Regions from separate parts of the Homo sapiens genome. Here region 2 is linked to region 1. The links are chromatin loops, found by intact Hi-C in ENCODE. Cell type or tissue: heart left ventricle. All regions are shown on one strand. Each heading gives the region's core, and the rest is flanking DNA. Links, peaks and the distances in the headings are about the cores only.

Region 1 (2,914 bases), core at 153-2,652:
TGTGTGGTGAAAGACAAAATAAGCAGTAGAGATAAGATTTCTGAGGACTGGAGGGAGGATATGAGGAGTGAGGGATGAGCCACGGGAGGCCACTGTCACCAGCCACAGTGGCCTGGACCAGGCAGAAGAGTCTTATGGTTGAGTATGTGCCATAACAGCTGTAGGGAGGACATTCTGGGTAGGAGGGTGAATGAAGGCAACGTGCCTGTCGGGGAGCCAGCTGAAAATCCATCCTGTGGGCAGAAGAAGGCCTTGGGACTTTGCTCAGTGGTCATGCTTCCCTCTTCCTGTTCCCTATAGTCCCACTTAGTCTGGGGAAGCTCTCTGCAAGAGAGTGACAGCAAAACAAGCAGTTTGTCTGCTGCTAGGGCTGCGGAACCCAGGCCAGGTGTTCCAGAGGCCACGTTCCTGGCCTGGCTGCAGCTCACTGCAAATGAGGCTGGGAAAGGGTGTCCAGTCTTATGCCAGGAGGAGGGGCAGCCCGTTGGGTGGCTATCATGCCTGACTCTACTTCACAAACACCTATGTACTCACCAAGCAGAAATAGTGAATGTTAACCTTCTCTTATTTGCTTCATATTTTTTAATAAAAATGAAAAATATTCAGAAGGAATTAAAAACTCTTAGGTCCCACTCCCACTCCCCTCCCTCCCTCTCCAGCAACAACCCTATTATGAATTGTACATATTTCTTTTTCATCCGTGTGTTCTCAAATGGATATATTCATATGGATCTCTAAAACACTATATAGTATTTGTCGATATGGCACTGAATTTACATAATTGTATCTTAACATTATTCTGCAACTTGTCTTTTTCACTCAACATTTCTATTTGGGGATCTATATAGATTGATGATTTGACTCCATTTTCTTTATTTAACTGCTCTATGGCAAGTCATCATATTCCCTAATTTCTTTATCCATGCCTTCATGGATGGACATTTAGCTCAGGTATATATTTTTTTTAAGCAAACAATGCTGCATTGAAATTCCTGTGCCTATTTCCTGAGGCACCCAGTTCTCTCTCCTGTTGTAGAGAAAATGTTGAGACTCCCCGTTCCAGTTCAAATGCAATTAGTACACCTCCATCGGGTGCACAACACCAAACTAAATACACTGAATCATTCTAAGAGATGCATTCAGAAGAGTTCCTCCCTTTAAGGAGCTTACAGTCTAGCAGAACAGATAAGCATGTTGTGAATCTACAAGTTAAAAGCTCTAGGACAGTGCCCAGTCTATACGTAATTAAAAGATAATGTCAGTTGACCTGATAGAGAAGAGCTGAAGGTAGACCAAGTAAGAGTGAAATCTACATGGATATGGGTCTTATCAGGAAAGCTTTCCTAAAGGAACTTGATCTTGATAGGGGTCTTGAAGAAAATACAAGCTTTAGGTGCTCAGTAGTAAGTGTTCAATGAATAGGAGAGAGGGCATTCCTGGCAGGGGGACAGCAGGAGCAAGTGTCCTGGGGCAGGACTAAGCATGGAATGTTAGATGTCTTGTCTGGCTGGAGTGTCTGGCTGGATTGAACTTGGAGCCATTCTTCTGTTTTCAAAGTTGATCTTAGCCCCACAACAAGTCCATGTGGCTTGTTGGCCCGGGCAGCCGGCCTGGGTGGTATTTTTCCATTACTCTGAGCAGAGAAGAAGTTCAGTCACTTGTTGATAGCAATATGATCATTCAAGGAGAAAACAATTAGGGATGCTGAGCTCTGGCCCCCGGAGAGGAGGGAGGGAAGGAAAAAATTCTCCCTGGGGGGAAGGGGCTGGGTGGGAAACAACCAAGAGGGTAATTGGTAAATATTATTGTTTCATTCCATGTTTGCCTGCTCTGCTCTGGTCCCTCTGCAAGCGGTGCATTTAAATCACACTGTCTGACTTTGGCAGGTTTAATTGAGTCGCCACTGAAAAAGAAATTATCCCTGTGCTATTAATTTTTATAGTTCCTCGGGGCTTTTAAAAAGTGTTTGGATTTTCTAGGTCTTTGAAAATGAAAACATTAAATTTTATTAAAAGGAAACGCAGGGGGGCTGGCAGGGCCCAGCCAGGCCCTGACAAGACGGTTGGTGGGAAGGTTTGGGCCCTCTGAGGCAGTGTGACAAAAGTTTTGCCCCTTGTAGAATGAGAGGCAGGTGGTCTCTAAAGATGTGTGAGGTCTGCCAGACCTGCATCCCCCACTGGCTCAGGATGGGTGCCTTGTCAGTGCCACCCCAGACCCCGCCCTCATGGCCAAAGTCTGTGCTGGCAGCCACAGGCCAAAGAGTGCTGTGACCGGGAGCTCTCTGTAGGAACTGGGGGGAACATAAGGGCAGACCAGTGTTGTGGGGCCAGAAGCTTTCACAATTTAGAAGGCCCTCTTGAAGAAAAAGAAAAGAATTCAAAATCCCAAATGCAAAATTACATTCGAAAGTATAATTTTATTGAGAAAGAATGAAGTCACAACAAATTACACATTTTAAAAAGCTGACAAATTCTACAGGCACCACAAAATCTAAAATAACTGTCTGACACATCCGTAATACTTTTCTTCCTACATTTTTTTTGGCTACCAACTCTCTGATCATCTCTTTAAATGACTATAATTTTTCAATATCATTTTTATAGAGAGAATACAAAGATAATTCAGTCTATCTTTTACCAAACTGCAAACTCTTTGATCATCTCTTTAAATGACTATAATTTTTCAATATGACTTTATAGAGGGAATACAAAGATAATTCCGTCTATCTTCTAACAAGCTGATCAAATTTTGTACTTTATTATTCACGGTTTGGAAAGGTTTCTTTCAGTCTCACAATTTGTCACTGGTAATGCCACGTGAATTTTCAGGATTGTTATCAACTTTGGGAAAACCTCTGTCAAGTATCTTTCACATATGAGCTATGAGATTTCAGGGCATTTTTTCTTTCACAGCA
Region 2 (2,914 bases), core at 131-2,630, 55 kb before region 1:
ACGGGGCCACTTGCCTTCACCCTGTCCATTCTGATGTGGATTTCTCTCCGCAGAACTAGGGTGGGGAGGAAGGGCCAAGCTGAAAACTTCAGAGAAGCACCTTCTTGAAAAAGATGTTCTGAGGGAGGGAGGCTCACCGCTTCCTGCTTACTGCAAAGTGTCTGCTAGCCTCCCAGCAGGAGATTCTGCTTCCAGCTTCAAGGCTGCAGCCAGCTTTGAGGCTGCAGGGGGACCTTGAAGGTGTCAGGTCCAGTCCTGTACCCCTCCCAGCTCTGACTCACACACTAACTGAGGCCCCGTCCTCAAGTCTCTCAGGAGTCCTGCTCCCACTAGCCTTTGAGACCTGCCCTTCACTTTATCCTCACTTAGAAAACCCAACCTTCTTCTCCCCATCAAACCCAACCACCTCCACAGAGCCTTCTTCTAGTTGTCCAGTTAGCCTGATCACACACCAGCAGAGCCACTATCTGTCAGTAATCCAGTGGCAACTGGGTGTTTGCTGAATTCCGAGCTGTAGTGGGTTGAATCGTGCCCCATCAAAAAAATAGTTCTACACAGAACCTTGGAATGTGAATTTATTTGGAATAAGAGTTTTTTGCAGACAAGTTAAGGCTCTCCAAATGATATAATCCTAGATAGGGCGGACCCAAAAATCCAATAATGGAAGAGACAGAAAAAGACATGAGAGAGAGAAACAAAGGGCATGTGAAGACAGGCAGAAATTGGAGTGATGCCACCACAAGCCAAGGAATGCCAGGAGCCACCAGAAGTCAGAAGTGGCCAGAAAATTTTTTCTCTAGTGCCTCCACAGGGAGCATGGCCCTGCCAACACCTTAGTTGTGGATTTCTAGCTTCAGAACTGTGAAAGAATGAATTTCTCTTATGCTGAAGTACCGAGTTTATTGGTAATTTGTCACAGCAGTCCTAAGAAACTGATATTCAAGCCCTGGGCTAGGGTACCATGGTGTACAAAATCCTAGGAATGAAGGGGAACTGGAATCTGCCCAGACGTAAAGTGAGAGGACCTGACTTTCCTCCCCTGAGGGGAACCTGACTTACCCCCTCCTCAAGGGGATATCACCACTCACCAGCTATATACCCTGGAGGAGGTCACTTGAGCTCCCTGTCTTCACTGTCCTTTCCTGTACATTGAAGGAGATGGACAGGACAAGGTCTACGAATCCCTACAGCTCCAGTGTTGTCTTTTTTGTGTAAGAAAGGGAGATTATAACTACACAAGGTGATGACATCATAACCCCGGGTCCCCACTGTGAGAGGCACACTGAAATGAGCACTACAGACCCTAGGAGGGGAGGGTTCAAGTAGAGTCAGGGAAGGTCCTAGGGGAGGTGGTCTCTGAACTCAAGGGCAGGTTGCCAAAGAGGAGGAGTTGGGAGAGCATTGATGACCGGCAGAGAAGTCAATGCGCAGAGGTCAGATGAGAGAGTGACAAGGAGGAAACAAGGCAGGCTGGAGCAGAGAGGACCACAGGAGCACCATGTCATGCTTCACCCAGAAATCAGTCTTTGGTAAGCTCTGCCCCATAACCAGGGTCTAGCATTGAGGGAAGTGCTTTCCTCCATGGGAGAGACCAGGCTGACCCTCAGGTCACACACATCCACATTAAATAAATATGGATTGAACACTCACTGTCACCCTGCAGTCCTGGGCACTAAAGAATCTGTGGGGACACAGACTCTGTCCTCAGTGGGCATACAATCTGATGGTGGAGGCAGCCTATTGAGCATGTAACTGTGTTCAGGGAGGTAGGTATCTTAGGCAGAAAAATGCAGAGGAGCTTCTGCTGCCGTTTGGGGAGCGGACATCTTCCTGGAAGAAGGGACTTTTAAGCTACTTGAGAAATGAATAAAATTGGCCAGTTGACAAGAATGGTGAGAGTGTCCCTGTAACTCTCCCTCATGTGAGTCCCATCAGACTCTCTTTGCTTACTGCAAAGTAAAATAAGGAAGCAGAAACATACAACAGGAATAAATAGGAACTGTGAGAAAAGGTAAGAAGAACCAACTAGAAAAACATGGCAATCTGGGGCCATCTGGCAATGGGGCAAATATCCCTGAACAAACAAGAGCCTGCCAGGTACCACTCCAATCCTATAATGCAAGCTTAAAATAGATTCCATGTACTCTGCTTATCTCAAAGGTAAGAAAGACTGGAATACTTAGAAACATCATCATCCAACATGCTCAACAGAGGCATCTCAGAACTCTGAAAAATTGTTCTGCGTAGATCTCATGTTCTAGCTGGGGCTGACCTCCTGAGTCTTCCTGTGTTGACTTGTTTACAGGCTAGTCTTCACTTGGGTTCTTGCTGTGACTCTTCTCTTCCTCTATTAGTATTTGGAAGAGGGCAGGGCCTTTGATACGGTTTGATTGTATCCCCATCCAAATCTCATCTTGAATTCCCATGTGTTGTGGGACGGAACCCAGTGGGAGATCATTAAATCATGAGAGCAGGTCTTTCCCATGCTGTTCTTGTGATAGTGAATAAGTCTCATGAGATCTGATGATTTTAAAAAGGGGAGTTTCCCTACACAAGCTCTCTTCTCTTGTCTACCGCCATGTGACATGTGCCTTTCACCTTCTGCCATGATCGTGAGGCTTCCTTAGCCATGTGGAACTGTAACTCCATTAAACCTCTTTGTTATGTAAATTGCCCAGTCTCAGGTATGTCTTTATCGTCAGTGTGAAAACAGACTAATACAGCCTTCATCTTTTCTTTGCTTGCCAGCCTACTAATGGGTGCTCAACTTTCTACAAGATGTTTCTGCAGAATGGCCAGTGTCCTTTAGATGGGTCACCCAATCTTCTGGAATCCTCCATTCTGATGGGCCACTGGAAGCTGTCTGACACAGGCCCAGTCCCTCAACTGGACTTTATCAAAGGGCTACTAGGTT

Evidence for each region. Hi-C counts contacts between places; a loop is a spot of excess contacts. Peaks named below come from ENCODE experiments on the same cell type or tissue, not always from the same donor. Only the 100,000 strongest peaks of a DNase experiment are listed, where the experiment ranks them.
Region 2: a loop joins it to region 1, with 3 times the contacts of the local background. A loop is called at or near these places in 2 of 110 quality-filtered maps.

What each region holds. Positions count from the first base shown.
Region 1 is chr18:45,561,042-45,563,955 of GRCh38, forward strand. It overlaps a transcript of SLC14A2 not described here. Among named protein-coding and RNA genes, the nearest start is that of SLC14A2, 53 kb to the right of the region's middle. In heart left ventricle, for the core only: no CTCF peak of the experiment used is centred there; a DNase peak (open chromatin) is centred at 1,610; H3K27ac peaks cover 1,938 bases.
Region 2 is chr18:45,505,886-45,508,799 of GRCh38, forward strand. It overlaps a transcript of SLC14A2 not described here and a transcript of SLC14A2-AS1 not described here. Among named protein-coding and RNA genes, the nearest start is that of SLC14A2-AS1, 3.2 kb to the left of the region's middle. In heart left ventricle, for the core only: no CTCF peak of the experiment used is centred there; no DNase peak of the experiment used is centred there; H3K27ac peaks cover 431 bases.